Linked DNA regions of Mus musculus: all the other regions are linked to region 1. Evidence: chromatin loops called from intact Hi-C (ENCODE). Cell type or tissue: left cerebral cortex. All regions are shown on one strand.

Region 1 (8,000 bases):
TTTGAAGTTCTAAGTTCTTCATAACTCCATAAAGAAATAGGGAGGAGTGGGAAATCAAAACATACAAGTGGCCTTGAGTTCTGCAGAGCAAGTCCCAGCCCATCCTGGCCTACTTAGTAATTATCTCAAAAACACAACCAAAGACAAAATATCAGGAGGCCTCCACTATATACGGAATTAGGAGTGCTTTCAACAGCATCTTCAAAATATCCCATTTCCACTATAATAATGATCATTATGATAATGAAGAGAAAAATGTGTCTGCTGTTTCCTCCTGTGGTCCTCTTGTTACTCTAGAGCTCACAGGAGCTTCATTTGTAATATTTACTTAAGTATAAACAGAAACAATCCATCAAGCTACAAGCCCCCCTCCCGCCCAAACAAAAGGCATGGACGCTCAGGCGCTCCCTTTGAATGTATGTACAAGAACAGCAGAAAAAAAAAATGCTTCTAATTGGAACGTTCCAAATGCATTTCTCCCCAATTAGAGTCAGTAACAACTCTAAATGGCACTGTCTTGGGGACAGCTCATCAGTTAATTATAAGGAGTCCTCTAAATTGAGGAGGAAAGAGTGATACTCAGTTTTGATCATTACAGATAAATATGGCTTGTCATTCCTCGCTTGATATTCTAGACAGTCCGTCAGAGGCAAACAGGGAACAGAGATAATTGTCTTTTACAAAGAGCAGAGATTATGAGAACAACACTGAACATTTACTTAACTCTGTCTTCTGGTCTGGGGTATGTTTTTTTCCACAAACATTTCGATCACATGATCCCCAGAGAGACTCATTTGCTTGCCCAGTTTCCCTTCCATCTGGGTCTTCTAAACAAGGGGAAACAATATGGTAATTCTATTATTGTAGCTAATAACCTGGGAGAGTGGAAACACATTTTAAATATGATAGCAACATATTTTAGCATAGAAGTGAAATTTGAATGTGTCAATATGGTTAATGTCTATGTAGATTTTTGTCTTCTAGCATCTGTAACACTCCATGTTCTGGTAATATCTTAAAAATCTAGAATTTAGTTTATATACATATTGTATTATACACACACACACGCATATGTCAATTTATACATTTATATGTATATATATGAATGATAATCCCATTTGCCATTAACCTTTCATTTTATAAATAAAACATAAAAGAAGCAAATGCTTAAACAGAGAATTCTGAGCTTATTGCTTCTCTTAACAATTTTGGAAATTCTCTTTTAAAACATGTCCTCCCTCCTCAGCATCTCTCCCGCCAGTCACTTGTTGTGCTCACGAGTCTTCTGTCACCACAAATCCATGGCTTTTACTTGTCGTGAGGCACAGCTCCTCAACTGCTATTGTCTACAGTCACCTCATTTCTGAATGGAAGTTAGGAATCAGACTCCTGGTGCAGAACTGTTTAGAAATAGCCCTTCAGCTTCCTCTATCCCCAGAGGAGTTCGCTGCACATGCCTAGAACTCCTTCCATCTGGCCTCTGCACAAAGGGCTTATTCCACTTTAACACAGTCTTTGTTTTATGAGGAGTGTGAGTTCATCTGAGTGAATACACAGGACACAGTAGTCATGTTGCTGGAGAACCTGAGCTGACCAGGGTTTTGTTTTGTTTTGTTTTGTTTTGTTTTGAATACCTAAACTCAAGATGACAGAAACTACATTTGGCCGGCAACAAAGACCCAGGAAGGTAAGAGCTGTGGCGGTGACAGATCTGAGGCAGAGCTGAGAGAGAGCAACTGGGAAGGGTCTTTTCCAGACCATCCTTATAATCCTTATATTTGTATAGCTTCAGCAAAACAAGGGAAGGCAGCTGGGTGTATATGTGTGCACTAGGAGAAAACCTTTGTGAAATATTCTCTATAAGACACCAGCAGGAAAATTGCCACATTTGCATACTGATATACCCTTGAACTTTATTGCAATGGTTTTTTTTCCAACAGAAAGACATTTATAATCAATGTGCTGATGACATACATTTCATAAATTTTCTTCTCCCAATTATAATTACAAAAAAAATTCGAAACCTCATTCATATTTAGTTGAAGATCTTCCTTCTGAAAGGCACCCTGGTCTTAGTGTTGACTCAACTGATTTTCTTACCCTAATGTAGCCATGCATCCAGTAGCTCTTCTTCCTGCCACACTCCCAGGCTGAAGAGAATTTTGTGGTACATTTGTGTAAGGGCAGATTGGAGGAACGGTACCTAAAGAATACACATCAAAGGGCCAAGGAGGAAGGAGCAGTAAGAAGGAAAAGGAAGCAGGCACACCCCTCCCCCACCCAGCGACCTGGCAGTAATGATTTATTTAAAACTGTATTATAGAGCGCTATAGCACAGCCTATTTGGCTTTAAAGGAATTCTATAGATGGCACAGACTGAGTTAAAACAGTTGAATGGCCAGTATCTTTACAGGTTACTTTGTGAGCCTTAGAGGCAAAGCATCGGATTTCTGTTCCCCCTTAGATGATCTGGTTATAAAAGTAGGTTTTTTTAAAAGGGGTTGTTCTGACCTACTCTTTCAGAATTGAGTAACATTTACATTTTTATTCTGTAGCCTGCCCCTGGTCTCTTCCCTTCCCTGACTGTCTCCCTGGCCTCCAACTCTGGACAATTCTTCTATCCTCCTGAGGGACCCCCCAACCTCATCCAACAGCAGCCCCACCCAGCACAGGCCTTACAGGCATGGCTCTCCACACCTGGGGAAAGGTGCTTTGTCCTGCCAGCGGGTGCCTGGGAACAGCAGGAACAGGGGCCCCCACACGGAACAGCTGCTGAATCTTGTAGCAAACAGTGGAGTAAATCGGTACAACTGGATCCAATTCCAAACACAAACTGGCTTAAAAAAAGGAAACAGCAAGTCCAAATTACTTCGGCTTTTTTTTTTTTTTTTTCTTTTTTAGAGGAAATCCTAAAACTGCTGTAGATTGCAGTGTTGGGAAAACAAGCTCGTGTTTCCAGTTTCTGTACCACTACTTCCCCACTCTGAGCTGTTCAACTCAAGGAGTTCAAGCATTCATGCTGACTCAGTTTTGTCCCCACCGTCAGAACAGAAGTATGACCCAAACGGTACGCTGGGCGGACTAGGAACAGAGACAAGCTGATGTCCGCTTGGCTGTTTCAAGTTTACCAATCCATACTCATTTAGTGCAAACATTGTGTTGGTCAGGTCTATGGAGGTACAAAGAATGACCTTTCCAGAAAGGGCAAACCTAAAATCTCAGCAGAAGGTCTCAAGGTCACTGACCCAGGACAACCCTGGAGACTGGAAACTCCTGGGTCCTGATCCGCACCGGAGGAGGTGGGGGTTCGAGGCCGCGTAGTGAAAGAGCTAGCGTGGGCAGTTCTTTTGTACTCCAGCTGGAGTAAAATGAACGCAGGCTCGCGTGTTTTCATCGCTGGTGACAGCATCCAGCAATGGGAGTAGGGCTCAGGGGCGCGCAGCGGTGCTTTCTCAGCAGGGTCCCCCGAGAAGCCGGAGGAGGGGGTGAGCGCTGCGCCAGAGGACCCGGGAGCCCGGAGGCGAGGGCAGGGGGCGCGGGGCGCGGGGCGCGGACTGGGCTGCGCGCCTGTCCAGGGTGCCGGCAAGCAGGAGCCGCGGCGAGGGAAGGAAGTAGGAAAGAGGAAGGAAAGGCGGGAGGGGCCGGCCGCGCGGCTGCAGTTTCTGCGGCCGGCCTGGTAGGAGGAGCGGGAGGAGCGGGAGGAGGATCCCGAGCCGTCCGTCAGCGGGCGCGGGAGGTGGGGAGAGCGGGAGGAGGAGGAGGATTAAAGATGGCCACCAGCAGCTGCGGGAGACGGCCACCAGCCCTCACTTTCCGGGATGTTCCCCGCGGCCCGGCCCGGCCTTGATGGAGAGGAGCAGCCCGTGCAGTGCCGAGGCTGAGGCGGCGGCGGGGACCCGGCGAGGGAGAAGACGCGGCGGAGCAGGGACCCAGGCGGGAGAAGGGAGCGGCGGCGGCGTCGCTGCCCTGGCTGCCTAGCACGGCTGCCGCCCCGGCCCCGCAGCTCGCGGACTGCAGCGGGCGCTCGGCCCCGGCCCGGCCTGGGGGGACTCCCGGGCCCCACGCCTGGGCCCGCGCGTCCGCGGTGAGTGCTGCCTGCCCGCTCGCCGGCTCGCCCGCGGCGCGCTTTGTTCCTGCGGGGCGGAGGCGCTGTCCGCGCGGGGACAGGCCGCGGCCCAGCCGCTCCCCCACCCGCGTCCTCCTCCGGGCCTGGAGAGGGCGCCGTCGGCGGCTGGTCCCAGGCGGCCGGCGGAGGGGCGTGCGGGGGCCTCGGGGATGGGGAGGCGGGGGCAAGGCGACCGCAGGTCCGGGAGGGCGGGGGCGTAACCCGGCGGCGCCCGGGGTAGGTGGGGGTCATGCCGGTCCCCTCGGGAGGACCCTCCCGGTGCCCATTCCCGGACCCCCCAGCCCCCACCCGCGCGCGCCCGGGCGCAGCGGAGCGCGGCCTCCATCCCTCGGGCGCCGTCTCCAGGGCCGCGGGCCTCTCCTGGCTCATCCCTCTACGCTCTGAGCTGCAAACCCTTCCCTGTGGAAGGGACCTGGGATGCTTCTGTCCTGCATCGGGGATGTGGTGGCATCACCGACATTCGCGGTTATGGCGGGGTTGAAAAGGCAGCGGTGACCTTTCCGACCAGAGCCCTCTGGACCATGGTCGCATCGGAGGTGCTGCGTTCCATTGATTTTTTGACTCTTGAATCGGAGAGACAGATGATGAGTTCTTCCTTTGTAGAAATAATAGGATAGAATCAGATCAAGCAGATGTTTACCGAATGCATGGATTTTCAGTACCTCACCAATGGCTAAGTGTTTTTTCTGTGGGAAAAATGGTGCTTATGCATACGAAAAACTATTTTTGTTCACTAATAGCTATGGGTTGGTCAGTACCAAGTGGTTATTATGGTGTCTGAAAACCCAACAAAAAAAGAAAAACAAAACCCTTGCGTCGAGACAGCAGATTCCAGGCTGGCCTCTATCAAGCAGGTTTAGATCAGTTTTCACTGTCAGGATGTAAAGCAAGTAAAAATAACAAAACAATGAAAAATGTACTTATTTACAGGAAAATGGGATGTGGTATTAGTGTAGAGTCTAGGAGAAAGACTATAGTCTGTTAGTGTATAGATCTAGTCAAAGTAAATCCCTCTTTAAATAAAACTGTCATCATGGGACCCTGCTGTGTAAGAATTAGCTTGATATGCATTTAATGTTTAAAAAAAATCTGTATTTCATTAGGTTTGAGAACTAAAACTTTGAGCAGTTCTGCCTCAAGCAACTAGAAATACAGGTTTTTAAATAGTTTCTCTTTTCCTTAGTTGAAATCTATTCATGTAAAAATATGCTTCTCACAAAAATTTCTCTACAAATGTGCTATGAGTTAAGGAACATGAGGCTTTGAAGTAACTTGGAAAGACATGAAAGAAAGTTAAACCGTAGTGTAATATTCCAGGATCAGATTCTGTACTCTGAGGATGCTGAACTCCACAAGTCTTCACTGTTTACCTCTGGTGTCCTAAATATCACCAAGGTGCTGCATTCAGTGGGGTCTTAGAATTTCTAGAAATTATCCTCAGAATGTAGCCTACATCGGGGCTCCCCCACCCCCATTTGATCTGGAACCACAAAAGATGGTAAACAACTGGGTATCGTAGTTTAAAAAGAGTAAATATCCTACCTGGGTATGGTGACTCATACCTGTTGGCCAGGTACTGGGAGGCTGAGAAGAGCGTGAACGTCTAAGTCTTGTAGATGCAGGCAAGTCTGAGGAAAAAAAATTAGTTTGTGTACTTTCCACCTGTCTCTGTCTAATGCTTGTGATGGAGAGTGTATCAGAGTACCACGGAAAGATGGAGAGGATCCCAGGATAGCATGCATGTAAAGTATTCATCCGTGTATTCTCATTCAGACACGGGGAAGATGCTGATCCCATTGTACAGATGGGGAATTAGGCAACTTTAGGGAAAGTCTAGGACCCAGATTGCCTAAGTTTAGAGCCAGTGATGATCAATGTTTTAGGATACCAATTAGATGTGAAGACCGGAATGGCATGGCATTTTGGAGTCATGGGCTTTCAGTGCAGAGGGCTCAGTGACGGGCTTGCTGGGGTGACCCAGGTATGCACACAGCTCTGCAGCCACACCCCAAAGCTCTTCTCGCTGCATCCCCCTCCCCAACCACCCACCCTCTAGTGTTATTGTTTTCTGTGATTCCAATGGCACAGACCCTTGCGTTTCCATCATGACTGTTGTGTAGAATCTGCTTGTCTGGCGTCTGCTCTGAGTCCCAGCCCCTTCTGCACAGCGGATACTTTTCTCGCCCACAGCACCATTCACAAATTAATGGCCGATTTGGTTTTTTTCAGGTTGGGTTTACTCAGGAATCATCTCCATGTAGTGACGCTTTATCTGAATGTGCAGTTGGGTGGTCTGTCTTACAGACAAGCAGAGGCCATTCATACTTCCCTAGGAAGGCCCTTCATGGCCCTTTGCTTAGTCCTCAGATCCTTGGCAACCATTAATGTCCTCTGTGGAACACCGTCCAGATGCCTCGTGGTGCAGAATGTTGCCTTTTGTGCCTTCGTGCGTTTAGTGTAATGCCTGTGCCATAGAGCAGTGGTATAGCCACGGGCTGGTAAATGGTAACAACTGTGGCAGTTGTTCTAGGGTAACAGTCACCATGGCCTATATTAAGCTTCATTAAACAACATGAGAAAGTTCTGAGAACTCACCCAAGGGCTCTGTATAGCTGGTACCAACCAGCTCCAGCAAGCACTGAGTTTCCTTTTACCGCTATAGCACTAGGACTCTTTAGCATGGTCCTACTTTTTGTCTATTCATGATTGATACAGATTTTGGTTAGTTATGAGTATTATGAGCTATTTTAACCTTCAGCATACAGGTCTGGTTTTCTTGACTCAATATGCAGAGGTGGGACTTTAAGGTCCTATCATGAGCATCAGTGTGCTTTTATCCACCAGACCACTTAGCACGCTTGCCAGCAATGCCGCCGTTCCTGTGTCAGCACCTGTTCTTGTTGGCTAATACTTTAGCCATTTATTGTGTGGCTATTATGTGGTCATATGCTTTTAAGACTTTTGATTTCGTAGTTCTTATTTTCAGTAGTATTTGGGACAACAGGAAGTTTAGGACAGACATTCCTCAAAACACATTTTTGTCTTAGTTGCCCGCTACGGTCTCACTGTGATGGCCATGGCACAGTCCAGGGTGTTTCCTGGGCGGCTTAGTATTTACTTACCTTTCATGTTGTGAAGCTAGCTTTTAGTAAAGAGATCACTACGAAATTTTGGTTCCAGCTTTTACAAAGGCTTGAAAAAAAAAATGCAAGTTTCTGTGCAGCTTGGGTTTCAGTTTGACTTTGCACTGAAGAGCTTTCACCACGGTTTGTTTTTAAAGCTTAGTGGACTGATTTCTTACAGTTCTAAAGCTGAAGCCAGGTGTGATGCCAGCACTTGGGAGATGGAGGCAGGCAACCAGGAGTTTAGGGCTAGCCTCAGTTAAGCGGCAAGTTCGAGGGCATGCTGTAGTTCTGTTGTAGGCAAAATGTTGGGTTCAATTATATTTACTCATTATAAACATTTAAAATTTAAAAATACTTAAATTTAACTATGTATACATGTGTATGCAGGTGCCCCTAGAAGCCAGAGGTATGGGACCCCCTTGAGTTGGCGTGATCGGCCGTTGTGGGACTCACGACATGGGGTGCTGGGAATTGAACTCGGGTCCTTTGAAAAGCAGTGTGTACCTTTAACTGCTGCTCCATCATTCCAACTCTCTGAGCATTTAATGTTTAATAGTGAAATGCACTTAAAAGTTTTTAGAATACTACATTATTATCAATTAGGAAGAAATTGTAAACTATGTTAGAACTTTATACATAAGTAGTCAGATTACAGATTTGAATAATTATACTTGAATACCCGGGATGTCAGACCTGCTTGTGTAATGACCTCACCTGTTTGGCCATTGGGTCACACCTTTGTGACGCTC
Region 2 (8,000 bases), 180 kb after region 1:
TAGCTTCTTTGTACTTCTGTTTCCCAAGTTTAGATGTCTGGTGATAACAGTGTTTACCTCGTAGTGTGTGAGAAGTTAATGAAAAAATATACATCCAAAATACTTTTAAGAGTATCATAAGTACTAATATCACTAACATTAGATATATTAATAGATACACATATAAAATCATGGTATCATGTGTATATTATATGGTTACATGTTGAGATTTTTTTTTTGTTGGTTTGGTTTGGGTTTTTTGTTTGTTTGTTTGTTTGTTTGGGTTTTTATTTTTTGTTTTGTTTGTTTGTTTGTTTGTTTTTTGGTGTTTTGAGACAGGGTTTCTCTGTGTAGCCCTGGCTGTCCTGGAACTCACTCTGTTGACCAAGCTGGCCTTGAACTCAGAAACCCACCTGCTTCTGTCCCCAAGTGCTGAGATTAAAGGCGTGCGCCGCCACTGCCCCGCCATGTTGAGATTCTTAAACTACTCTCATTTAGATGTTAAAACATCAACAGGCAAATCTTTTCTTTTTCACACTTTGTCTTATTTTGAACTTAGAGATAAAGAATTAGAAGTGACAGCCCCCGCCCCCGCCCCCCGTGTGTCCAGTGAAAGATGACGTAGCTCACGCACAGCTTAGAAGTGTGTGTCAGAAGGGAGGCTGACCTAGCTTCCTTGAATTCGATATATCCGAGGGCTGCAATTTTAATTCACACTGTTGTTCTATCATCTAAAAACATTAAGTGCGTCCCCTTGGGGTTACCTGGGGGTCTCACTCTCATGCTGGGTTCATAGCCAAATGTCTGTATTAAGGAAGATGCCACTCTCGGGGCAGGTATCAGGAATACGTATTTTTCAAATGCTTGTATGTGCATCTTTTCTTTCCTGCTCACCTATAGTGCTGTGGAGTGTCAGTTCTGGTATTGCACTGTGCTGTAGCGCAAGGCTCACAGGGAGATGACGACTCTCCATCTTTATCTGACTCCCCGTTTTCTGACAGGATGCACAGGAACAGTGAGCCTCTGGGATTCGGGCCATACTCACGCTGAGAGCAGCAACTGTTCTTAGCTGCGCTGTGGGGACGCTGGCCACGTTTCTAAGGATGTGGCTGGTTTTCTGGCTTTTAGATTGGTTTACGTGTGGGCACACACATCTTTGCTCATGTGTGATTTATAAAGTTTTGGATCAATGATATCTGCAGGGTTGAAAAATACCATAATAAGTCCCCGTCCCTGCACACTCCCCCCTTCTCCTCTCTGAATCGAGACAAGGTCTCACATAGCCCAAGCTAACCTTAAACCAGGTAGCCGAGGATGACCTTAACTCCTGGTCTTCCTCCCCACGGTCCACAAGCCCAGCTTGGGTGCTCTTAGAAGTGTCACATGGCTAACACGATCGCTCTCTCTCTTGGTATTAGCCATGGCAGTCGGAAGAGGAGGGCTCGTGGCTCCGAGAGTATCCAGTGACCCTGATGCAGTTCTTTAGGTACCTGTACCACAACGTCCCAGACCTCGCCTCCATGTGGCTGAGCCCCGACTTCCTGTGTGCCTTAGCAGCCACCGTCTTCCCCTTCAACATCCGCCCGTACTCAGAGATGGTAAGGCAAGGGAGGGGATGGAGATGACGGTCAGGCTGGAGCCAGTCTGCTCTGGTGGAGAGCAGACCTGTGTTTTCCTAAGCTGCTGACCAGCTTTCTGTTTGTTACTCTCTGTCCCACCTCTCTGTCACTGTCTGCTCCTTCTGCCTTCCCTCAGAGCCTGAGCTCTGGCCTGCTCTCCTCCGCCCTTCTCCGTGCTCCCCCAGGCTCCCTGATGACATCCCCAGCCAGGCAGCTGCCATTGCAGACCTTGCCCATAGGATGGTGGCTGTGTCCTTAGGGAGAACAGGACTGTTGCCAAATGGAGCTGCTTTCTTCTCTGTTTTGAAAAGTAGATGTTTGCTGGACTTCATTTTTAACAAGTGACTCACAGAGTTGACTTTCTTTGTAAATGATAAAACGAATGTGATTATTTCTGCTCAGCTTTTCTTACCTCGCTCAGCCTGTTATTTTGTTACAAACGTTAATGGAAAACCTTAGGCTTGTGGTCAGACACAACACAGATAATTCCATCCTCTTACACAGGCCCAAAGACACAGCTGATTCTTGTTCCTATCATGTTACAGGGGCTGAAGTAATGGTCCTTCTTCACACTAATTTTTCTGTTTCTGTAAGTGTAGAAAGCTCGTTCCAGACTTGTAAAGAGATACACATGGGTGATTCCTGACCTCAACACCTGGCTGGATTATCGTTTTAGGCTTGGTTTAAAAAGTGTGCATGTGCGTGTGTGCATGCTTGCATGTGGGTGCGTATGAGTGTGTGCTCATTTGTGCACTGGAGCCTGTGAGTGCTTGTATATAAAGTTCCTTATCAGCATTTGTGTCTTGTTTACTGAAAAAAAAAAAAAAGAGAAACCTCAACCCTTGGGGGTCACCATTATACTATATCCCTCCGTTACCTGTGACATTGGCTTTTCCCATATGCAGACGATCACCCTCATGTTACCAATTCATTTATGTGAAGTGTTTATAACCCCTATAAAGGTTATATTACTCACGGTCAGTCAGAGAGTGACATGGCATAGTGCCAGATGGCTGCCTTGGAAGCAGTATACAGCCATGATGTGATAAGCTGAATAGGAAGAAGAGGCTCCGGGCAGGTAGTGCGCTTCCGATGGCACCCCTGCTGCTGTCACAGTTTTGATTTGCTTTGTTTTGTTTAGCTTTGGTTTTTCATTGTTTGTTTGTTTTAGCACATGTGCCGTGAAGGTGCTACATAAACTCTGATTCGATCCCGCCTGATTTCCTTCGCTAGGTGACAGATCTGGATGACGAGGTTGGGTCTCCAGCAGAAGAGTTTAAAGCCTTCGCTGCGGACACCGGGATGAATAGGAGCCAGTCCGAGTACTGCAACGTGGGCACCAAGACCTATCTGACCAATCACCCAGCTAAGAAGTTCGTCTTTGACTTCATGCGAGTCTTGATCATCGACAACCTCTGTCTCACCCCAGCCAGCAAGCAGACGCCACTGATTGATCTGTTGTTGGAGGTAACGACAAAGAAACGTGTGTAGCGCCTTCCTGCATCGTTTTTATAGTGAGAGCATTCATCGCCGATTGCATTCTGTGCAGAATACTTTTAGGCCTCCAGTTCTTCTGGATGACATGGGCAGAACATGGGAGGGTGCACGGCTTTTAACGTTACACACGTGTTATTCTCTATTCGTTCTGCTTTTTTCATTCTCTAAACATCCTTCTGCCTTAGTCCTTTATCACCCCCCCCCCCCACCCACCTATGGCAAACTTTTCTGTTAAGGGCCAAATGATACTGCAGGTTTGTGACACAGTTCTTCCCCTGTGCAGTGCTACTATGAAGGAACTAGGGAAGAGACAGGGCTATGCCAGCCCTCCCTCTTCCCCATATCCTGATTCAAAGCAGTCGCAATCACCCACCGCCACTCCCACCCAGTACTTCTATCCCTGTCCGGTGCAGCTTACAAACTTTTCCCACAGGCAGCAGGCTCCTGTTCGTCCCTTCCTGTGACGGGTGACAGGAATCAGCTGCACAGGAGAAGAGAGATTGTGCAGCTCGAGTGCCATCATGGCTGGCTGTAGAGGTGAACCATCCCTGAAAACTGCTTTCAGATGCTCATCTCGAGCTGGGTGTGCCGCCCTGTGGGAGACTGTACAAGGGTGTGGCTTTGATTCTAAACAGTGGTATCGAATGATCAAGATGAGAAAATATTCACCTATTGGCATCACTAAAGAAAATAGATCAAGAGAGAGAGTCTAAATGACTCATCCCTGGCTGGTTCTTCTGGCCAGTGCGTGCACAAGGTGCCAAAGAGCCTTGCTGTGCATTATGTGAGGTTAGTGGGGGTGGGGGTGGGGGGCTGCTGTCTTCAGCGGGAGGAATGGACAAGCCCTCAGCTCCACAAACAAGCAGTTCCTCTGCTCCCTCTAGTGGTAGATGCAGTTACGCAGCCTCAAAACCACTCCTGTGAAAAACATCTCAATTAAAAGAAGTCGCTACAGAATTCAGGAGCATCTTAACCAGGCTACAAGTGTTTCAAATGGGCAGAAAGAATAATGTGTCAGCAGTAAGCCACGTGGTTAAAAACTTGTCTGATAGAACTTGTTCTTTTGGGAACCTTGAGGAGGTCACGGGGCTAGGGCTGGAGCTTGAGCTTGCTGGTGGGGCCTTGTGGTAGCCGTCGGTGACAGAGCTCACTGATGGAGCCTGGTGATAGCGCTCCATGGCAGAGCTCTGTGATGGGCAAACAAGACAGCATGTCACCCAGTAATCCTGAAGAGCCTTGTGTGTAGGCTCCAGCTCTGTGACCTTGTCAAGCTCTGTACCTACGCTACTGTCTATTCATCTATACAGTGACCTAACAACCGAGCCTGTCTCTGATCACTAAAATGAACATTCAACAAGATAGCACAGGTAATAGTTGGTAGTCCCGGCACTTGACATATAGGAAAGCCAAGAGGCCTGGCTTAAGAGTATTAATGATTAAAGATTATTAAGATTATTATTAGTGATTGTTCTCAAGGCCTCTGCCAGAGTAGATGGACTTGCTACAGGTCAGATTGAGACGGGGGGGGGGGGGGGAGCACATGAGAGCGGAGCAGAGGAGTCAAAGCCAGCAGGTCAGGCGAGGTTGGTCATGAACATTTACCTTTGTTCTGCGTGATGTCATTAATTTTTTAGATGACAAAATATGGCGGGGGACTCTATCAAGACTCCTGGCTCTGTTCTGAGAAAAGGGAAGGGCATCTTGTTGTTCATAATCTTACTTGAACAGACAGTCTTAGAATACCAGCATATAGGGCTGTGTGACCGTGGCCTGTCTGCTCTACCTCTGCAGCTAAAGGCTGAGAACCTTATGTGACAAGAGCGGGATAGATTGATTAAAATGGCCTGGGGTTGGGCAAGTGACCCTGTTACCCAAAGGCTTGCGCCTTCGGTTGACCCAGGAGTAGCACTGCCCACTCCAAGTATGTGACAGTTCTGGAGACTGCAGTCCTCCTGAGTGTCCCAGCCAACTTGAGGTGGTTGGGGACACGAGCATTAGACAGTGGACCTACCCAGAGCTCTGTTGTTAACAGAACAGGGAGAGGTAGAAATGTCTTAGGACATTTCTAATAAACAACCTGACGGCTCCTTTACAAAGAGGGAATGGGGTTTCAGAGGAACATGCCTCTGTAGCAAACAGGGCAGATCCATCCCCGAGGATTTCTTACATCAGGACTTACTGCTACTCAAAGTGTCTCTAGTTCAGAAGGAGTTGTGGATGCATTTAGTCCTCTGACGCTTCAGAGTGACAATGAAATTCATATTTGTTACTGGCCTGAGTTGCCTAATTCAGATGGTCCTCCTGGGAGTCACAGCAGCACAGCTTTGAAAAAAACTTAAGAATTTTGAGAATGTGGGCACCACTGTGACCTATAAAATGATCCATTAGAGTGTTCTTATGTGCCAGCTGCAGGGCCTCGGTATTTACATTTATGTTATTAACTGCCAATTGCCACTTTGAAATAGATACATCCCATTTAGAGACAGGGTGTGACTGTTGGTTGTCAACTTGACACAACTAGAGTCATTTTGGAAGAGATACTCTCAATTGAGGACATGCCACTACCAGGTGGCATTGTGGGCTGTGCCAACCCTGGACAGGTGGTCCTGGGTTGTATAGGAAATAGGCTGAGCCAAGCCATGAGGAGCAGGTCGGATGGTCAGAAACACTCAGAGGGCTGTGGTTCCCTGTTTGTCTGTGAAGCACCAGCAGCATGCCGCCACCTACATACACAAGAATGCTGTGACAGTTGGAACTGTTCACTGTGTGTCAGAGGTCTGGCATTTCAAGAGGATAGCAAAGGGATTCTTCTTGCCATTTGCCAGGCTATGTACTTGAAAGTTAGGTGCTTGGGTTGTTCTGCCTAATGGCCAACAGAAACAGCTCTCAGTCGGTAGTTCAACTATGTCCTAAACTTCTGCTCAAAATAAGCACTCCACAGAGCTCCATCAGAATGCCAGCCGCACAGCTGTTCACTGTGCACAAATGGCACTGCCCATAGACAGCTGGAGGAGCATCCTCACTGGCTCCAGCCAGCCACAGTGCTCCCCTCCACAGATGGGCACATACAACCCATAGCTTCCTCCCTCTTAACGAAATGAAGCTCCACACTGAACTGTGGGCCTAAGTAACTTTTTCTTTGAATATCTCTTCCCCATTGACGACTCTTGGCTACTGTATTTCTTGACTTCTTACATTTACTTTAATGACTTTATGGCTTATTTCATATACTTTTCCTTATAAACTGCTGAAATGAGATATAATGGTGAGTTACCAAATATTTTCCACATATTATTGTTGTAGTAAATATTATTTTTGGGGGGGTTACTTCAGTTAGATGATAGAGTTCCCAAATAAAAGACACAAAAGCATTTATATTTACAATAAGTCTTAAAGCACTAGAGCTGGGTAGATATCAATGCTCTTTGCTATTTTGTCCACTTCTCTGTTAATAACCCCAAGGTATAACTTGGCATTTTCAGCTTGGGCCACTCCTACTCCAGCAGGCCAGCCCTCATGGCCATGTGCTCAGGGTCCACCTACCCCATGGTGGCTTCTTCCTTCTTCCTCTCTCCTCCCATGGTCCCTGCCTGAGACCCCAATGGGACCTCCGGCCCTGCCTACCTCTCCTCCCAGCTACAGGCTGTAGGGATCTTTATGAATAAATCAGGGTTAATTTGGGGCAAGGTTTACACAACAGAAGCTGGTATATGCAAGGATTCGTTCATCTTGGAGCAAGCAGGCCTTGGGATACAGTATTTGGCCTTTGAATACATTGTAGTACCAGACTAACCCTTTTGGGTTCAGGGTTTGGAAAGAATCATTTCGGAGATGGGGCTTTTTCTCTATACTGTTTAAGATTCTGTGGCTTGTACGCACAGATGGCCCTCCTGTGCCAGTCTCCTCCGTGGACCAGCTTGGGCTGGTTTCATCCTTCTGACATAGTTTACAGTGTAAGGATGGTGGGGCCCATGTTTTATGTAGTTAGTATCTTTCTGATTCTGATGTGTGTGTATTGTTTTAATATACAGGCTTCCCCTGAGAGATCTACAAGAACTCAGCAGAAAGAGTTCCAGACCCACGTTCTGGACAGCGTGATGGATCACTTGCTGGCGGCTGATGTGTTATTGGGTAATGCTGGCTTTAGTTTTTAAAGGGCTTGTATTCTCACTTTCCCCTCTCCAAGCTCCGCGTTCTCCTTCCTTCTGTCTCTAGTCCGGCCCATTGTATAACTTTTTTTAATGCTTGAGATGATACATTCATGTTTTTGCGCACAGCTGTTTGCTAGTGTCACTATAGAATGCTGTGTTTTTGTGCACATATGCTTATCCATATTGTTGCTGATAGACATGTGAAATGTTCCAGGTAGAGACAGCACCACTGCTGCAAACATTCTTATTCCGGAGTTACAAACATGTAGATAGTGTGTGTCTGTATGGTGGCGAAGTTTGCAGGATGTGCACGCTTGTCTTCAGGATGTGTTTCTGAAGGTCAAAATGCACTGACTGTATTCTCTTAAAGCACTTGAATTGCCACATGAAAGTAACACTTGAGACATTTACAAGAGAGACATCCCTTATGTACCAGACAACATGAAATTCAAAAGAAGAAAATGTATCGGCTCGAAGCCAGGTATAATGTGGCTACCTGTCATTCATGCGTAATGACAGAAGCTACATCAGGAGGATTGCAGGTTCAAGGAAAGCCTAGGCTACCTCATGAGACCCTTCTCAAAAAGCAAAAGTATAAAAGTCGTAGCAATTTACTTTGTCTATTACTCTTGAGTGATCACTTGAATCGTAGAACCTCTGTGCTGGTAAATTAATATTTTCTTGCAAAGTAATTTGCCAGAAGTAATCTTCAGTCAGTCAGTATGCAACTGTGTTTTCAAAACTAGACATCAGC
Region 3 (8,000 bases), 55 kb after region 1:
TACTACCTAAATAGTTATAATTTCAGTTTTTTTCACTCAGAATCTAGAAATGTGAAAATTGCCTGTTGAGTTCTGTGTTGCCTGCAAAAAGACTATGGTACAAAAATCCACTGTCTCTAAGATGAAACACTTGTGTGAAACACATTTATGTTATTTAAAAGGAAAAAGAATAGTCTTTTGAACTTCATAGCCTAGGAGAATTTAAAATAAGTAAAAATTAAACCCTTTAAAGCCATAATTTCTTGCATATTAAGGAAATTTTGAGTTCTTACTGTATGCCAGGCACTGAGTATTGATCACAAGACAGGTAGGTGTGTTTTGTCTACTTGGAGTTTACGATCTGGTAGGAAGTTAGAGTAACACATAGGTATTTACCAATATTGATAAGGACAATTGTTACAAAGGAAGTGAGAACATGGCTCATACACGCATACTCAGAGCTGCAACTCCCACATCCAGTCTGACTCACTCCACACCTTTAAACGTCTGTTACCTACCTCCTCCCGAGCCCCCGATTCCAGGACAGAGTGACTTCTCTACCAGATGACAGGCAAGCTGCACATAACCAACATGTTCAATAGAAACTCATGCTTTCTGTCTCCCAACCTCAGTCTCATCCATCCATCCATCCATCCATCCATCCATCCATCCGCTCAACCCACTCAACCCACAACCCTAGGTGTTGACCTTCCCCTGTCCTTCATGCCATGTGAGTCTCATCAGCTCTACCGACAACCCGCACAGCTCAGCTTCATCCTTTTTTTTTTTTTTTTTTTTAACTGATCACTTCATATGTAACTGCCATGTGATCCCTTCTTTGGACTGTGGTGGCCTCTTTCCTGTTTTCAACTCTTCTGCCCATCATTTCTTTCTTTGCAGGCAGGGTTGCTCTGGTTAACAAAGCGTGCTCTGCTGCTGCACACACATGAACACCAGCGCTTGCATACGGAAGTTTATTTTCCTATTGCTCTGATATGATAACTCCACAAAAGCAAGAGCTTGATCCCTGCTGCATCCCTCCAGGGAGGTCAAGCTGAAAGGACCTGTGGCACATGATCATTTCATATCCACAGTCAAAGCCAGAGAGTGATGAATTTTAACGTATGCCTGTTAGTGCTTGGCTCATCTTCTCTACCTATGTACATCCAAATCTCCTTCCTAGAGAGTGTTGCCCCCCTAGTGGGTGACTCTTCCCAACTCAATTAATACAATCCATCCCCAACACTGCTCATGGGTCAACTGAATCTAGACCCTCACTGAGACTTCCCAGGTGATGCTAGCCAGTGCCAATTAATCAATTAAAACCAAGTCACAAGAGGACATGTATTTTCTTTTTTAATTTGTTGACTGTGTAGTGCTTGAGAGGGATATTTAAGTCTTCCCATTGGCTGTCTGTTGAGTGTTAAGTAGCAAAAACACTGCCTTGTTTGGCTTCAGGATGTTACCTCTGAGCCTTGCTTTGTGTCCTAATGACAGCTGGAGCAGAGTTATTTATGAGGATAAAGTGTCTGTAAATACTCTTTTATTTTCCCATTCCATTATTATTATTATTATTATTAATTATTATATGTAAGTATACTGTAGCTGTCTTCAGACACTCTAGAAGAAGGCATCAGATTTCATTACAGATGGTTGCTCGGATTTGAACTCAGGACCTTTGAAAGAGCAGTCAGCACTCTTAACCGCTGAGCCATCTCACCAGTCCCTATCTTCCCATTCTTTGCGCTCATTTTGTAGATGTGTCTGACCTCCTTGAGTCGGACTGATGCTTGGTGTTCTTTCCCTTACATGGTTTGTATTTACTTGTTGGCTTGTTTTCTAAGACAAGGTCTGACTCTGGAGCCTTTGCTGGCCTGTATGTAGCCAAAACTGGCCTCAAACCTATAAAGATCTGTCTGCGTCTGCCTGCCGGCTGTGTGCTGGAATTAAAGCTGTTCACTACCATACCTGGTCCTCACTTGTGGTTTCAGGTAGCAGGTACATATCACACGAATATATGAAGATAGGGTTCATGTATAAAGTGTGTGAAACTCTTCCTGAAATGTTCATATTTACTTTCCTCATGCTTTTCTCAATCTGTAAAAAGTTGGATGCAGCAGCTCTCAGGTTTGTTCCTTAAACAGCAAGGTCTTAAAGGCTTATTTTGAAATATTTTTGGAGTCTGCATTTTGGAGTAGAGCTAATTAAAACAGTATCATCAGTTTATTTTTACACCACTGTCTCAGTCTTTTAATAATTAATGTTAGTCTCCATTTCATTTTACGTTGACCCACATCAGATGGGAAGTTGGATGCTGTGTGCACACGAGGCGCTTAATGCACTTTGAATTGTCTTTGCTTCTTCTTTTCTCTGACCCTCAGTTCTTTCTTCCATCTTAAATAGAAGCAGTTGAGTCAAATAGAAGCAGTTGTTTCAAATGGAAGCAGTTGATTCAAGCTGCCCTGCATTGTAGAAAGAGCCCTCAGGACTATCTTTTCTAGTCTCTAGCAATTTGTCCACAGCCCTTCACCCTTCATTTTCCATCTCAGCTCTAATGGCTTTTAATGATGTGTTACAGTAAAACCCCACCCTCTCTCCCACCACTCTAGAATGAAGTAGGGAATCCTGCTCTGTGGCTACATCATAACCCTGGTCACCTCATTTCCCAGTGACATGGCACATCGGTTGTTCTGGCACATACATCTTTTGATCCTAATTTTAGAATTTTGAAAATAGAGTGCATTTTATCTTATTTAGAAACTGGCTTTTCCTCCCTCCTGCCTCTGTCTACTTCCTGAGCACTGGGAGGGCAGGTGTGTGTGTGTGTGTGTGTGTGTGTGTGTGTGTGTATGTGTGTATGTGTTCATATCACCACACCTGTTCATCATACAGCAGATAACGTTGCAGTGTCATTTTTGAATGGACATTGCCTTTTGTGTTGCATAAATAACAAAGTCTTAACAGTTGGTGAGGTCTTTGATTTGCTGAGATATGGTGGCCCTCAGACTGTGTGTAATCTAATACAGTAGGTCTGAGTTTGCATTTAGGTAAAGGAAGGGTATAGTTTTAAAGATGGTGCCATTCTTTTCCTCTTGTTTTTTCCTTGTCCTTGGTAAGTGTGGCACAAAAGTGGCCCAGGTTTCCTATAAAAGGCCTTAGTCCATTTGGGTTGTGTTAACAAAACCTGCCACCAAATGGGATGTGGTGACTATTTCTGGTTGTCAGCTTGACAACATCCGGAATGAACTACAATCCGGAAATGGAGGGCACACCATGATCCAGATCTTGAGGCTGGAAGACACAGGCTTCTGACCTATATCTTGACTTGGGGGTGAGACAGGCTTTTGATCAAGATCTTGAGGCATAGTGGGCATGAAAAGCTTAGGCCCAGGCAAAGTAGTACACACTTTTAATCCCAGGAGACCTAGGCGGGCAGATCTCTGAGTTCAGGCCAGCCTGGGACAAAGCAAGTTCCAAGTAAAGAACTGTTTAACTGGAGGCATGGCAGTACACACCTTTAATCTGGGCCACGCCAGCTGCTGGAGGCCTACGTAAGGACAGTGGAGGAGGGAAGGCTTCCTGCTTCTTCTTTGGCTGCTTGCACTTACTGCCAGCACCTCTGTTGGAACCTACTTCTTCAGGATCCGGCTTATACAGAAGACCAGCTGAGACACCTAGGCTTGTGGGACTCAGCAACTACTAGATTCTCGGACTTTCTATTCACAGCTGCCCATTGTTCAGTTACTTGGACTGTAAGTCATCACAATAAGAGAGAGAGAGAGAGAGAGAGAGAGAGAGAGATTGATTCTGTAAGTACTGTGATTCTAACACCTGGCCAGGAGTCCACCCCCTCACCTGAAGACTTGCTAAGAAGATGGGAGGAATAATTATTCCCTTAATGAAATAACATACATATGTATTGTTTCTAGAAGCCCCTCCTCCCTGCCGTGGCTTGCACCGTGCCTGCTGAGTTCTAGTATAACATCCGGTCTTCCAGACACTGGCTTCTGCATGCTTTCTGTGATGCTCTGAGCTTTCTCAGTCTGAGCCCCATGCCTGCCTCTCCCATCCCCCTCCCACTGTTCCTCCCAGTCCTTTGCTACCCATGTGGTTCCCTTGCTGAACCTCCTGCATCCGGGACTCAACCAAAGGGTGCATCTCTTTCTTCCACTTTGCCCTCTTCTCTTTGGGACCTGCTGAAGTTCTGTTTCAAACTCTTAATACAATTGTCTTCTAGCCTCCTTAGGAATCTGGTGGCGTTCTTGGATATTTAGTAATTCTACTAGTTCTTAATATAACCCGATGACAGAGTACTATTGATTTATTTAATCAGCTTTAGCACAATTACTGGGCGATTGCCCCTGAACTATTTTTTTTTCTACACTAGACTGCCTCTTTCCTAGCTCTGCTCCCTATGTTACTTGACAATGGTCATCCTAGCTGTGCTGCATTCATTCCATCAGGTCATGTCCTGGTTCTCCAGCCCCCCCCCCCCCGCCCCGCCCCCATCTCTCTTTCTTTCTCCCTCCCTCCCCCTCTACTTCCCTCGATTTCTCCCTAGTCTTCCTAGTTTGTCTGTCTGTCTGTCTCTGTCTCTCTCTCTTCCTGGTTCTTCACTTTCTCCTTATCCCTAGCAGCTCCCAGCCCTGTAACCGAAGCCCTGCCCACCTCTATTCTCCCTACTAATTGGCTGCTAGCCACTTTAAACTGTCAGAGAATCCGGGTAAGCAAAGTTTGGTGTGTGTGAGAGAATGTGCGTCTGGACTGCACCCAGATCTTTCTGTCGGGCCAGTACTTAGCATTTGAATACAGACCAACCCCCCACAGTCTGGCTCTAAATGACCTAAAAAGAGGGAATACCAAATTCCTAGGTAACAGTTGGCTTGCCTGAGAATGGCAGGGCGGCATCCATGGGCTAGCGTTTATTTCTGTAAATCGATTCACTCATTACCGAAGGTACTACAGTAGAGTTTTGGCCAACCGCCGTGCATCCATAATGCGTGGAAATGTTCACTTCTCTCTCAAGTGATAGTTCAGCCTGTTGGCCATCAGTTCCCACCAGGACCACATCATCCATGGTGTTACCCACATACCAGGTGATGAACTTATTCTGTTCCCCTTGGGACCGCAGCTCACAGGGATTAATCCCTGATCAGCCTGCTCCCTTGTTCCTTGCTGTCGCCTGTGGGGAGGAGAGCATCGTGGCCAGAGGGCATGGGGCAAAGCTGCCTACCTCAGGGCAGCCAGGATGCCGAGTGCTTGCTGACACTTCACTAATAGATAATCCATAACGAGACTGATGCTCCATTCGCTCTGTCTCATGGAATGCCCATGGGAGTGAAGTCAGCCTACTAACAACAAGAATTTCCTTCTAAGTCTGCACTCTTTGTGATATGAGTTGATTTTTCGGTTGTTCGTACCTTTTGTTCGATGGCATAGTTAGACTTTTTTGTTTGTTTTCTAATTCTGAGAGAACTTTCCTTCAGAGAGACTGAAGCTTAAAAGGGGTTCTTAGAAGCTGCTTCTCGAACATGACCTGATAGCAAGTAAAAAGCTTTATGTATCTAATCTCGGTAACAAACCTGAGAGTGAGAAATAGAAGGCAGGGTTGGGATAAGGATTCACTCACGACCAGTTCTCAGAAGGCACATGGTGTCGGTGGCCTCCATGTTTATTGATTAGGACTTCCATTGAAGAGGGATGGGGAAGTGTTCCTCTTTAAAGATAGCTGTATGGGTTGATTGGTTGATGGTTTCTTTTGTTTGTTTGTTTTGTTTTGTTATTTTGAGACAGGGTTTCTCTGTGTAGCCCTGGCTGTCCTGGAACTCACTTTGTAGACCAGGCTGGCCTCGAACTCAGAAATCCACCTGCCTCTGCCTCCCGAGTGCTGGGATTAAAGGCATGCGTCACCACGCCCAGCTCTAACTCTTTACTAAGAGCTTGGATATGGGACAAAGCTTTGAGTGAAGATCGGGAAAACTTGCATGTGTGAAAATGACCGTATTCCCTTATGTAAACCACATCTCTGTGTTTACAGCTAGACTTGAGAGCAGAAGGAAAGTACTCTTAAGACAACATGAATCACAGCATTCCCTTGTGTTGTGTGTCATGCTCAACAGGGAAAGTGTAGCACATTCAGATGCCAATGGGTAGGTTATTTCTCCACCGGTGAAATGAGCTCATGTAAACCAGATTGGATTATATTAAAGGCAGGAATATATATATTAAAGGAGCTGCTCTTGGGCAGGTGAGTTCACTGGCCCAAGGAAGGAGGCCAGGGAATCACCATGGGGTAAGAGAGGAGTAGTGGGGGGGAGGGGAGGGAGAGAGAGAGAGAAAAGGTAGGCTTGTGTAGAGAGATAAGATAAGGAATAGAAGCGGGGCGTGGTGGTGCACGCCTTTAATCCCAGCACTCGGGAAGCAGAGGCAGGCAGATTTCTGAGTTCGAGGCCAGCCTGGTCTACAAAGTGAGTTCCAGGACAGCCAGGGCTATACAGAGAAACCCTGTCTCGATATCCCCTCCCCCCCCCCCCCCCGCACCCAAAAAAAATAATATATATATATATGAGAATGAAGGGGAAGGCTGGAAAGATGGCTCAGCCAGTTAAGAACACTGGCTGTTCTTGCAAAGGATCCAGGTTCAACTCCTAGCACCTACATGGCAGTTCACAAACTGTCTGTAACTTCAGTTCCAGGGGATCTGACATCCTCACAAAGACATACATGCAGGCAAAGCACCAATGCACATAAATAAAAAGGGGGGGGGGAACTGGTGAGATGGCTCAGCGAGTAAGAGCGCTGACTGCTCTTCTGAAGGTCCTAAGTTCAAATCCCAGCAACCACATGGTGGCTCACAACCACGGGTAAATGAGATCTGATGCCCTCTTCTGGGGTGTCTGAAGTCAACTACTTACATATAATAATACATAAATCTTTAAAAAAAAAAAGAAGGGGAAGGGGAAGGAAGAAGGAAGAGGAGGAGAAAAAGAAGAAGAAGAAGAAAAAGAAGAAGAAGAGGAAGAGGAGGAGGAGGAGGAGGAGGAGGAGGAAGAAGGAGCACGAGGGCGCGCAAGAGCACAAAATGTCTAATGTCCAGATTATATATGGAAGAGCCTCTGGAGGCAAAGGCAGCCTAGCCCCTGGGCTGGAAAGTTCAAGACAGTCAGGGCAAGCATGTAGGGACTGAAGGATGTTGGGAGAACCTGGAGGCCAGGTCTGCTTTGGTATGTCAGTCCCTTGACCCTTGACCTGGGTCAGAAACCAAATACCAACCTATCAACGTGTACAGAAAAATCATAGAAAAATTAGTACAATTTACAGATTTAATGACCTGTAGTGAGCCAAAGGTGACATCAGGAATGAACTCCAAGTCTAGACTCAGACTACACTTTCTATGCTAACAATCTGGCTGGGAAATTGCTCAAATTTGCCAGGTGGTGGTACACATCTTTAATCCCAACCCTGGGGAAGCAGAGGCAGGTGGGTCTAGTTCAAGGCCAGCCTGGTATATAGAGCAAGTTCTAGGACAGCCAGGACTACACAGAGAAATCCTGTCTCAGAAAACCAAAAGCAGACAAAACAAAAACAAATAACAAAAAAGGAATTTCTCAAATTCTTTGTCCAGAATTTAGAAGGCTTTTTTTGTTTATCACTATGTGCTATTTTTGTATATATCGCCTCCAAAATTTGGTTCTTAAAACTACTGAAAACTGATGTCTGCAGGAGGTGAAGAAGCAGATCTCACTAATGGATAGATGGATAAAGCTCTTACAGGAGTCTATAAAGAACAGTTGTTCCTTCCTCTTCTCCCTCTCCCTCCCTTCTCCACCCCCCTTCCCCTCTTCCTCCTCTTCCTCCTCCCTCCATCTGAGGAACCCTCATTGTTAGTCACAGCTACTTTCCTGCTGAACTGTGAACACAGCCCAGATGTTTGTTTCAGCTGTCTGGCCAGCTGTTTCCAGTGTGGAAGCCACAGTTGGAATGTCTGCTCAGAACAGTAGCTCACCTGATGATAAGGCCCT

What was found. Peaks named below come from ENCODE experiments on the same cell type or tissue, not always from the same donor. Only the 100,000 strongest peaks of a DNase experiment are listed, where the experiment ranks them.
Region 2: a loop joins it to region 1, with 3 times the contacts of the local background. A loop is called at or near these places in 20 of 42 quality-filtered maps.
Region 3: it touches region 1 in a loop (2.0-fold over the local background); 10 of 42 quality-filtered maps call a loop at or near these places.

What each region holds. Positions count from the first base shown.
Region 1 is chr5:102,065,680-102,073,679 of GRCm38, reverse strand. Wdfy3 (WD repeat and FYVE domain containing 3) reads left to right here and starts at 3,759. Exons shown (of 67, transcript NM_172882.3): 1 at 3,759-4,084. In left cerebral cortex, CTCF peaks have their summits at 3,638 and 4,226 (motif pointing right); DNase peaks (open chromatin) are centred at 3,410, 3,709, 4,155, 4,525 and 1 more place; H3K4me3 peaks cover 3,103 bases; H3K27ac peaks cover 1,700 bases.
Region 2 is chr5:101,889,976-101,897,975 of GRCm38, reverse strand. It overlaps Wdfy3 (WD repeat and FYVE domain containing 3), which reads left to right. Exons shown (of 67, transcript NM_172882.3): 35 at 1,398-1,577; 36 at 2,832-3,065; 37 at 7,127-7,226. Among named protein-coding and RNA genes, the nearest start is that of Gm42135, 54 kb to the left of the region's middle. In left cerebral cortex, a CTCF peak has its summit at 3,976 (motif pointing left); DNase peaks (open chromatin) are centred at 974, 3,975 and 7,000.
Region 3 is chr5:102,011,170-102,019,169 of GRCm38, reverse strand. The region is part of intron 2 of Wdfy3 (WD repeat and FYVE domain containing 3); the gene reads left to right. Among named protein-coding and RNA genes, the nearest start is that of Wdfy3, 55 kb to the left of the region's middle. In left cerebral cortex, no CTCF peak of the experiment used is centred here; DNase peaks (open chromatin) are centred at 499, 3,509, 4,755 and 6,049.